Regions from separate parts of the Homo sapiens genome. Here regions 2 and 3 are each linked to region 1. Evidence: chromatin contacts called from ENCODE Hi-C or POLR2A ChIA-PET data. All regions are on one chromosome and are shown on one strand. Each heading gives the region's core, a stretch centred on a gene start or an enhancer-like site at or near the end of the contact. The rest is flanking DNA. Distances are from core to core; before and after follow the strand shown.

What was found. Hi-C counts contacts between places; a loop is a spot of excess contacts on that map. ChIA-PET counts read pairs that join two places held with the same protein, here RNA polymerase II (POLR2A). Pooled maps may share reads with other maps.
Region 2: a loop to region 1 is called in a map of Right ventricle myocardium inferior, with 6 times the contacts of the local background. The contact joins two enhancer-like sites. A Hi-C loop is called at or near these places in 2 of 168 maps with a recorded cell type or tissue (Right ventricle myocardium inferior and ovary) and 3 of 50 pooled maps. POLR2A ChIA-PET finds 5 or more read pairs at or near these places in 2 of 52 experiments (MCF 10A and Panc1).
Region 3: a map of gastrocnemius medialis shows a loop between it and region 1 (1.9-fold over the local background). The contact joins two enhancer-like sites. A Hi-C loop is called at or near these places in 5 of 168 maps with a recorded cell type or tissue (cardiac septum, endothelial cell of hepatic sinusoid, gastrocnemius medialis and 1 more), 1 of 37 single-sample maps with no recorded cell type and 2 of 50 pooled maps. POLR2A ChIA-PET finds 5 or more read pairs at or near these places in 1 of 52 experiments (OCI-LY7).

The regions. Positions count from the first base shown.
Region 1 is chr6:105,258,921-105,262,609 of GRCh38, reverse strand. No RefSeq gene overlaps it. Among named protein-coding and RNA genes, the nearest start is that of PREP-AS1, 18 kb to the left of the region's middle. Within about 2 kb of position 1,953, at least 2 of the 41 ENCODE cell types and tissues checked have a DNase peak (open chromatin) inside an H3K27ac peak, as active enhancers do.
Region 2 is chr6:105,298,777-105,302,653 of GRCh38, reverse strand. The region is part of intron 10 of PREP (prolyl endopeptidase); the gene reads left to right. It also overlaps the pseudogene RPL7AP35 and the pseudogene RPL35P3. Among named protein-coding and RNA genes, the nearest start is that of PREP-AS1, 22 kb to the right of the region's middle. Within about 2 kb of position 1,338, at least 5 of the 41 ENCODE cell types and tissues checked have a DNase peak (open chromatin) inside an H3K27ac peak, as active enhancers do.
Region 3 is chr6:105,208,114-105,211,666 of GRCh38, reverse strand. No RefSeq gene overlaps it. Among named protein-coding and RNA genes, the nearest start is that of POPDC3, 30 kb to the right of the region's middle. Within about 2 kb of position 1,611, at least 4 of the 41 ENCODE cell types and tissues checked have a DNase peak (open chromatin) inside an H3K27ac peak, as active enhancers do.

The sequences.
Region 1 (3,689 bases), core at 704-3,203:
ATTTTCCACTGGGGATTACTACAGCATTTTTATTAAAAGGTGATGGATTGAGTTATTACTATAAGGACAAACCATACTACATTTTATTTGTTTGGAGTATGTATCTCAGAAGAATTATGAACGTCTTTGGAGATTAAATGAGACATCTAAATGTAGAATCCAGAAAAAAATAAAAACTTCAAAGGAGCAGAGAAACTGACGTTAAGCACGTGGGATGAACTGCTGAGGTTGAACACAGAACTTAGCCCTGAGTCTGCAGGCCCCTGGATGAACTTGGGTGAATTACCCTCACTTCAAGAGCCTCAGTTTCTCAGCCAAAAAATACAAATCTCTTGACCTCAAAAGGGCTATTATGTAATACCTGGATTGAGTAAATGACTGCCCCACCTAAAGATACCCTCTCTGCTGGCTGGTTTCTCTCCATCTTCCTTCTAGGGTCCAGCTCATGCCCCACACTGGTGACTGCTGAGGGTCAGCAGGCCCATCTGTCTACCCACTGGGGACAGCATTCTGTCATCCACCGCCTGGCTCCAGCGTGCCAGTCACTTGCTCTGCAGCTTCTTCATCCTGACCTCAGGCTCCAGCTAGTCCTACATCCTCCCAGAATCCCTCAATTTTTTTTATTATACTTTAAGTTTTAGGGTACATGTGCACATTGTGCAGGTTAGTTACATATGTATACATGTGCCATGCTGGTGCACTGCACCCACTAACTCGTCATCTAGCATTAGGTATATCTCCCAATGCCATCCTCCCAGGGGATCCAGAGTGGGGCAGGACACGAACCCCTTTGCTTTTGTGTCCACTGATTTGCCATGGCTCCTCTCCCCAGCCATCAGCCCGTAAAGGAGTGGTCAGGACATGTCTTACTGCCTGCTTCCCCTCCGTCTATCTTCCATCCTCTCTCACACGTTCCTCCTCCCCTGTCATTGGCTACTTCTCTCTGTCCCTGCTGTTTATTATAATCTAGTCCACCAGGACAGCTCTCAATAGATGCTAAAGAAATTCTCTCTCCACAAAGCTTGCCTTTCAAAACTAGCGCTTTTCTGCAGACCCGGAAGTCCTCCTCTAGAAGTCTAAGACTGAATCCTAGACTCGAATCTTTCTCCTTGTATTCCTGCTGCGACTGCCCTAATCCTCCCTCAAGGAAAACTAAACATTCCTGCTCAGAAAATGCAAATCTATACTGTAATATATTTCAAAGAACAAACACTTCTTCAGAATGCCACACCCCTCCCTGTGATAGTTTCTCTCTCCATCTCATATTTTCTCTTTCCTAATTAAAGAGGGTTTAAATTTCCCCTAAGAGGAATCATTTAAACTAAGAAGTTGGAAAGACGGGGCTAGAAAAATGGATTGTTGAGGATGAAGCAAGTCACTGCAGCTCCTTTTCCCTCGCCTCATCAGCTACTGCCTGTAGGTCACGTGTATGTCCTAAGACAACTGGATTCAAACACTCAGCCTCCTTTCCTTTAAGTAAGATTTCAAAGGACATGCATCCCTTGCGATAGGAATTTCAGAACAGATTTTCAAACCTCTCACAGTTATGGATAGCTCTTTTGCTACCCTAACGGCTCTTCACCACCCCTAAAGGTCTGCTCATTCTCAATCCCAATTCTATAAAATATTTTGTGAAATTCCTTATACAGACATTTACTCCACTCCTTCTAGGGCACAGTGCTGCAGGCAGTGTAGAGATGAGTAAGTCAGGGACCCTGCACCCCAGAAAAGTCCAGTTACCGAGGGAGAGGGAGGGGGGAGGAGCAACTACATAGGAAGCTCTGAAACAATGGAAAATGTGACTGAGGTACAAAACGCTCCAGGAGCACCAACCGTGGAGTCTAAGGGGCACTTCTCACATGTGATTTCATATCAGTGACTAAGTCATGTGTTGGAAAATTCCCTGAAAGCTATTTTACAGCCAGAGCAGACAGACTCCATGGGACTGAGTTCTCCAGATGGTTATTAATAAAACTACCTTGACCCGAACCATCATGGTCCAAGTCTGTTGGCTTCTGGTCAAGTGCAGGAAGCTGAAGTGCTAGGAAGACCCACAGCCTAAATGGCACTTCTCTATGCCAAGCTTCGTTAAAAGCTAGAGAGAGGACAGAAGCCAGGAACAGTATACAAGGGCCAGCAAAGAAATCTCCTGCAGTTCTACTTGCAGTTCTAAGTTGCTAATTGAGAGTGGAGATGTGCTTTGGTAACCAGATAAGTGGGGGATAACATTGCTATTGTACCGTGAAACTTGAGACCACTCTTTATCCCCAGGATTTTCATCCAGATGGAAGGCAGAGAGGGGTCTATAGAGAACAGTAACGGAAAGAACAACCAAGTGAAACAAAGAATGCTGGTAAAGGTTAATTATAAAAGTAAATAGGGAGAGTACAGTCATGCATCACTTAATGACGGAGAAATGTTCTGAGAAGCATGTCATTATATGATTCCATTGTTGTCCAATCATAGGGTGTACTTACACAAACCGAGATAGTGCAGCCGAGGTACGCCTAGGCTATGTGGTGTCGCCTATTGCTCCTAGACTACAGATCTGCACAGCATGTTACTGTACTGGATACTGTAAGCAGCTGTAACACAATGGTATTTGTGTATTTAAATATACCTACACAGAAAGCACAGTTAAAAAAAATGGTATTATGAGACCACTGTTGTTTAAGTAGTTTGTTGTTGACCGAAATTTTACTCAGCACATGACTATAATAAAAACTGGAGAGTACTGACATTACTAAATATCGGAGCCAGAATTAGTTGTCTGGCTAAAACTTGAGATAAATCTTTATGTTTTTTGGTTTGTTTGTTTTTGTTTGAGACAGAGTCTCGCTTTGTCACCCAGGCTGGAGCGCAGTGGCATGATCTCAGCTCACTGCAACCTCCGCACCTGGCTATTTTTTTTGTATTTTTAAAAGAGACAAGGTTTTGCCATGTTGGCTAGGCTAGCCTCGAACTCCTGGCCTCAAGTGATCTGCCCGCCTCGGCCTCCCAAAGTGCTGGGATTATAGGTGTGAGCCACTGCGCCCAGCCCAGATAAATGTTTAAAAGAAGGAGAGTCAAGAACTAGAAAAGTGGCTGGGCACGGTGGCTCATGCCTGTAATCCCAGCACTTTGGGAGGCTGAGGCGGGTGAATCATCTGAGGTCAGGAGTTCAAGACCAGCCTGGCGAACATGGTGAAGCCCCATCTCTACTAAAAAATTAGCCAGGTGTGGTGGCAGGTGCCTGTAATCCCAGCTACCCAGGAGGCTGAGGCAGGGAGAAGTCTTCAACCCGGGAGATGGTGGTTGCAGTGAGCCGAGATCATGCCATTACACTCCAGCCTGGGCGACAGAATGAGACACTGTCTCAAAACAAAAACAAAAACAAAAACTAGAAAAGGCCCTTTGGAGGGAAACTATAAATATAGTGGAAGAAATTAAGCAAAATTTAGAATAACCAAGCAAATATTCACTGCAAAAATGTTGCTGGGAACTTGAAAATTAAAATAGATCCACTTAAATAAACATGTTAAGAGTCACTTATTTCACGTCATGTGCCGGTGCTGGCAAAGCTCTATCAGGGTGAGCAGGGTAGAGATCTCGGCCTGGAATGTGGCCGAAGAATGCAGTACTTTACTCCACTGTACCATAATCTGACATGCTGAGGAAACCTGTTCAGCCCAAAATCTAGATAAAAAAGT
Region 2 (3,877 bases), core at 89-2,588, 41 kb before region 1:
TCACCGTAATTAACCAGACTCACACAAAGAAAACCTCAGGAAATTCTACAAGGGCAAGAGGTACAAGCCCCTGGACCTGCGGCCTGAGAAAACATGCGCCTGCGCCACTGGCCCAGCAAGCACGAGGAGAACCTGAAGACCAAGCAGCAGCCGCGGAAGGAGCGGCCGTACCCGCTGCAGAAGTACACAGTGAACGCCTGAACGTCACATTGTCAATAAAAGAGAGCTGGCCGAAGAGAACAAAAGAAAAGTGTGTATTTAATATGCAATTCTGTATTCATTCAACAAATATTTATTGAAGGCAAACAATGCAGAACTCATAACCCTCTGATGATGGACTCATCATGTGGTTCTCATGCAGGAGCAAAACACACAGCATATGCCTTCCATGTGCAGCATAAATCCCATTGCAGTGAGCCATGTTACAGGGCAGTTTCTGCCTGTACCAAAACAGACGCTGCTTTCTCTGGGCCTCCGCGTGTAGCAGGGTTCCTTCACTTTTAATGAAAATGTCTGATTGTGTGTCTTCATTAACTACAAAGAGATCAGACCAGTGGAACTGAAGATGGCTTTGATGTTCTACAATCAAGTCAGATTTATTCATCCTAGCCCTGTGTGTCTTTCTACCTCAAAACACCAGGTTACTGCTAAAATCCAAATAAACTCATCAAAGTGCCATAGCACGAGATCCAGCTGTGCCTCCTTCACTGCCCTTCTTTCCTTGTATTCAGAACTTCCACTTTCTATTTCGCTTTTGGCTTCACAGTTTGAGACTGGGAAAAGGCGTATTATTCCAAAAAACAGATGGCTGAGCCTTAGAGAGCTGGTGAATTTCTGCAGAGATGATCAGTATAGCACTTAGCACATTGTTGGTGCTCAAGAAATGTACTAAAAGTTAAAACAGATTTTAAATAGACTGACTTTGCTGTAATTGAGGTATCCTAAGGGAGCTTTTAAATCCCCAGTGTTACCAAAATGCCCAGCCATCCTTGGAAAAACTAACTAAAGCAGTCTGGAATAGACTTTCCTTCTGTATTTTCTGCCCAAAGATGACTCTTAAACTCCTCTCTACTCCCCAAAAGTTAAATGCCTGGAACATAGACAAGATGACAACCTTCTAATGCCAGGCTAGCATTTTTCACCTTAGTACAGCACAGAAACATGTAATGCCTCCCTCTAAGTCCTAGGAAGTTCTTCATATGCTCATGTTACAGGGTAACTGAAGCACGGAGTTTGCCCGCCTACTGTCCAGTTCTTTTGGTAATGGAATGTCTTGTTCCTCTGCATGCTGCCTGTGGACTCAGAGCAGTTCTGCTCCTTGTCAGATTTATTTGGCACACGTAGCACAGACCACACAAGTGGCCTCTGTCAACTCTGATAAAAAGGGGGAGCTCAACACCCTTTTATGAACATTCTCCTTTAAACCTGTCAGGCTCTAAAATTAGGCAGGAGTTGCTATCACCAGACATTCTTCTGTCTGAAGGGGCTGCCCTTTGCAGCCTACCTTCATCTTTCATAGATGAGCACATCTCATGACTGGCGATAATGGGAGTCCTGGCATTTGCCTCAGATAGCTCAGTATCTGAACTGCATCAAATGCATTACTGAAGATTGTTTTCAGGAACCTAACTGATTGCACATTCGTGCGTCTTAACACAATTGATTTTATTACTAAATGTACGCATCTCAAGGAGAATAATAATTTCAAGAGAGACAGTTGATCTTTGCACAACTAAGGTCATTGATTTGAAGGAACAGTAATGTTCCATTGATTTGTCATATTTACTTCTCTTTTTTCTTTAAAGGAAGATATTCTTTTTTTTTTGAAATCAGATTTACATGTTAAGGCAGCTAGATGTGTGTTTAGTGATTGCCCTCTTGTGCTAAAACATGCTTCCAGAGTTAAACTGCTTTATCATTGGTGATGCCTCTGGAAAGTTGTGCTTGACAACAGAGATGGGATTTCTGAAACTTTAGACTTATGTACTTTATATAAATGTACACCATTTCTTCAGTAGTTTTTTTTTTTTAACATAAAGCATTCAGCTCAAGGATCTGTGAGTTCTTATCTGTTAAACAATTATTCTTAGAATATGGTTTTAAATGTGCAAAATCAGAAGCTGCTTTAAATTTAATTGATTACTTAAAAAGTTGGGATAGCTTTATGATTTGCTCAAGCATTTTTTTATTTGTGAAATGAATTGTGTCTGTTAAGCCTTAAAAAAATACTATTGAAATGGAATTTTTTTGGTAGAATGGCCATGGCAAGATATAGTGGGATTTTTATTGTTTTAATAATCTGTCTTCAAGATGGTAACACTAATGACTGTGTGGAGAAGGATCATCTTTCTAAGCTGACTCATTTTGCTAAAATAGTAACAGCAGCCCCTCTTGTATCTGGAATATCGCTTTTGAAATGTTTGAGTGAGTCTCCTTTTTAAGAAAATAACAAAAACAGTCTGGGCGCGGTGGCTCACGCCTATAATCCCAGCACTTTGGGAGGTTGAGATGGGCAGATCACTGAAAGTCAAGAGATCGAGACCATCCTGGCCAACATGGTGAAACCCTATCTCTACTAAAAATACCAAAGTTACCCGGGTGTGGTGGTGCACACCTGTATTCTCAGCTACTCAGGAGGCTGAGGCAGGAGAATCGCTTGAACCTAGGAGGCAGAGGCTGCAGTGAGCTGAGATCATGCCACTTCACTCCAGCCTGGACAACAGAGTGAGATTCCGTCTCAAAAAAAAAAAAAAGCAGAGAAGCAAATAAGGGATAGCATCTCTGGCAGAATGATATTTGTCCCCAGGATTCCCTAGAGATAGGTGGTCATTGTCTTGGGGAAGAAGAAATGAATGTGTTAAATCTATACCAAAGGCTCTAACACTTTCAACATTTTGTATAATTGCACCCAATAAAGATATTTACAAGGAAGTAATAACTTGAAGTTAATTACTTTGTGATATAGTAGGAAAAAAACACTGAAACAGGGACTTGGGAGACCTTGGTAGTAATGTGCCATAAGCTGGCAGTGTTGCCTTGGCGGGTATTTTTTTTAAAGACAGAGTCTGGCTCTGTTGCCCAGGCTGGAGTGTAATGACGCAATCTCGGCTTACTGCAACTTCTGCCTTCTGGGTTCAAGAGATTCTCGTGCCTCAGCCTCCTGAATAGCTGGGACTACAGGTGTCCTCCACCATGCCTGGCTAAGTTTTGTATTTTTAGTAGAGATGGGGTTTTGCCATGATGGCCAGGCTGGTCTTGAACTCCTGTCCTCAAGTGATCTGTCCGTCTTGGCCTCCCAAAGTTCTGGGATTGCAGGCATGAGCCACTGTACCCAACCCTTGGCAGGTATCTTTATCTTCTTGAATCTTATTTTGTCATTTGTAAAATAAGAGAGGACTGCTAGCTGGATGACAGCCTGGAGTGACAACCTCTCCCTATATCTGAAACATTTTAAAGTCCCAGAATTTACTATTATTATCTTATATCCTCAGGGCTGAGAAAGAACTGACACCAGCTTTTGTTTACCAGGTGGCACAGTCTTGTGGCTGCTCAGAAAATACCCTTCTCAGCCCTCTATCAAGAATCAGTGTGGGCTTCATGAAGGGTGTGGTTCCTTACAGCCTTGCGGTGCTTAATGTTATTGGTTTGGGATGTGGAATAATATTGTTATGCTGCTGTGCGTCTCCACAATGAAGAATTTAAGGTTTTTTGGTTTTTTTGAAGGAGAATTTTAAGTACAGAAACTCAGCAGTATATATTTAACCCAGTTTAGTGGCAAGTTCTTTGACCTCTGCCTTTTGCCACTTGGCAATGCAAGCCTCAGATTTATGACCCCAGACATTGCCTCCCCGGTGACAGTGATCTTAGCATACCCATT
Region 3 (3,553 bases), core at 362-2,861, 51 kb after region 1:
TTTTTTTTTTAATAATCACCATGGCTCGGCATGGTGGCTCATGCCTGTAAATCCTAGCATTTTGGGAGGCCAAGGCAGGAGGATCCCTTGAGCCCAGGAGTTCAAGACCAGCTTGGGCAACATAGGCAGACCCTATCTTATATAAAAATAAAAATACATAAATTAAATAACCACCCTACCGTACTGGCAATTTCTGAGTCTTCCAGGAAATGTTGGTATTTTATAAGACAGGCTACCAGAAACTCTTGCAAAGCCTTGTCAGGGTATTATCAGCTCATCTCTGAAGCACATAATTTTTCATCTTTGATGTCAGAAAAGGTGAATGGAAAGATCCATCAAGTGACAATAAGGAAAAAAGTAAAAAAGTCACACTCACACTAAGAACCTTTTAAAAAGGTCTATTGTTTTTCTGTCTTGGTATAGCTTTACATATGGGTTTGTCTTCCATAAAAGAGGCAAGTACACAATTAATCAAAGACAAATGAAAAGTCATGCTGTCTAGCTTTGTATCCTAGAAAGCTATTTCCAGCATTGTTTATTTTAGCACTGCTAGCACATGTTGAAATGAATTAGAATACTAAAGATAAGATCTTTAGGGGACATACACCTAATTTTATCCTAAGTAAATATAGTAACCATAGTGGTTCCAAATTACAAGTTGTTGGTGGGGGAGGGGCATATGAAAAAGTATACAGCAGTTATGATGGAGTCAGAAATCTATAAATTAACTTGAGATAACACACTAGAAAAATACAGAGAGCTACACACTTCTAAACTTTTGCTGTTAGAGATATTTATGATAAAGTAGCCTGAAATCTGTGTGAATGTCAAAAGGAATGAACACCTTTTCTGCCTAAAAGTTGTCACCATGTTGTTCCCCAGAAATACTTCCCTGTGTCTGATGAATTCTCTAACTTACAAGTTGTTTGTAAGGTAAAGCTTACCTTCTACCATCCAAGTTGAAATTACCAGATACCCTCAAAGCATTATTTGCAGTTTTAACAACCCAGGCCTCATCAGACAGACATACCCACACCAGACTGTGAAACAGGAGAAGCAGAGGAGCTGGGATAGCAGGGAATCATCTCCAGCAGCAGCACCCAGTGTTTGGGGACTGCAGCAGCACGGTGCTACAATGGAGTGTCCTGTCTAGTACACAAGCTGTAAAATTTAATGTTTGGGATGCCAATGGCAGTGACCTCACCAGATCTACTTTGTGGTAGTTTTAGATGTCTAGTATCCGGATGAATTGGGCTACCCGATTTCAGTGAGGATGCCACAATCCAGCCCTCCTGGTATTTCTGTGAGCTATCCAATATTCTTCCAATAAACTGTTCTTTTAAATCAAGATGGCTTGTTTTTCTTGCAACAGCATTTTAACTGATACGGGAATGACTGCAGGCCATAAACTCCAAAGAAATAGAAAAGAATCTGAGATTGATTACCCAGTCTGGTAGGGATAAAAGGCAATGAAAATCCAGCTAGCACTGAAAAATTGCGAGGGGAAGGGACTCTGGCTGACTCAAGACCAGCAGAGATGAAACAATTGATTTCATTATTTCCCCATGGTCATCTAGAATGAAGTTCCTGCTGAGTCATTATGGACTTAGAGCAGTTTCTCAACCACAGCACTATTAACATTTGAGGTTGGATCATTTTTTGTTGTGGGGCTATCCTGTGTGTTGTAGGATATTTAGCAACATTCCTGGCCTCTGCCCACTAGATGCCAATAGTACCCCCACACTCAGTAATAACAACAACTAATGTCTTCAGATATTTCCAAATGTCCCCTGGAGGGCAAAATTGCCCCGGGTTGAGAAGCACTGCCATAAAGAACACAAAGAAGCTGATGAATTAAAATGACTTTGGAGTGGGTAACTTAATTAAAGAGAATGACAATCCAGGAGAATTTTTAGTACAAGAGGATGGAGAGAAAGACATTTGCTAAAAGACTCCTTTATCTCATACAGCTCTAAAGGTCATCTTGAGCTTGAACCATGCTCCCAACCCAGTGGGGCCAGAGGTACTCAAAGAGCTGCAAATGGGAGGCCATATGGAAGCAGTGGACCCTGGTTTATAGCATTTGCCAATTTTCATACAAGCTAGCTCGTGCATACCACAAGTCATGGCCAATTTCCCCCTTAGCCCCTTTCTGCTTTCTTCCCTTCTTTTCTACAGGTAGTAATCCAAGGAGCACACCCTGACAAAACTCCTACTCTCCAATCTCTGTCTGTCTTAGAGTCTGCTTCCAAGGGAATCCAACCTGCAACCAATGTGACTCAAGTACAGTGAACCCCGAGAAGGGAGGATAAACTCCCATTATTGAGAGAAAATACTTCGCCGTTCAAATCATGGAGAGCCTTGTTCATCATACAAAGTAGTTTGAAATTTATCACATAGTCAATGGGGAGATAGTGAAGTCTTTTAAATAGAGCATTAACAAGACTAAACAGTTTAGGAAGGTTATTCTGAAGCAGAACAGAGAGTAGGGTGGCAATTACTCTTGTAATTGTTCCAGCTGGGACAGCTAGAATGGGGCTAGAGAGGAAAGCCCAGAATAAATTGAGAGGATTTGATGACGAATTAGACATGAGGTTGGGGGAGAAAGAAAGAAGAGTCAAAGATTTAAGATGACCACTAGTTTGGGAGACTGGTCAGATGAGTTCATGGCACAGAATTTAGGAGGAGGATCAATTTTCAATGTGTTGAAATTAAGGTATCGCCACATGGACTATCAAGGTGGAGATATTCAGCAGGGGTATGTGTACAGTCCCAGGCCACGTAACAGCCTTTCTGTCCACAACGGACCACATATACAGCAGTGGTCCTTTAAGATTATAATGGAGCTGATACAGTCCTATCACTCAGTACTTACCAAACTTTTTGTAGTTATTTTAGACTGTACTCCTATTTTTTTTTTTTTTTAAAGCTAACTGGGGCCAGGCATGGTGGCTCATGCCTGTAATCCGAGCACTTTAGGAGAATGAGACTGGAGGATCGCTTGAGCCCAGGAGTTTGAGACCAGCCTGGGCAACATAGCAAGACCCTTCCTCTACAGTAAATAAATAAAATAAAAAGCTAACTGTAAAACAGCCTCAGGCAGTTCCTTCAGAAGGTCTTCCAGAGACATTGTTGTCATAGGAGATGTCAGCTCCTCTGTGTGTGTTTATTGCCCCCAAAGACCTTCCAGTGGGATAAGATGTGGACACGGAAGACAATGGTATTGATGATCCTGACCCTCCGTAGGCCTGGGCTAATATGTGTTTGCATCTTAAGTTTTTAGCAAAGAAGTTTAAAAAGTAAAAAAGTTAAAAATAGAAAAAATCTTATAGAATAAGAATATAAAGAAAATATTTCTGTATAGCTGTACAATGTGTTTGTGTTTTAAGCTACGTTTTATTACAAAATAGTCAAAAAGTTTTCAAAAAGTTAAGTTTATAAAGTAAAAAAGTTACAGTAAGCTAAGGTTAATTTATTATTGAAAATGGAAAAAATTTATAAACAGTGTCACCTAAGTGTACAGGCTTTATAAAGTCTACAGTAGTAGACGGTA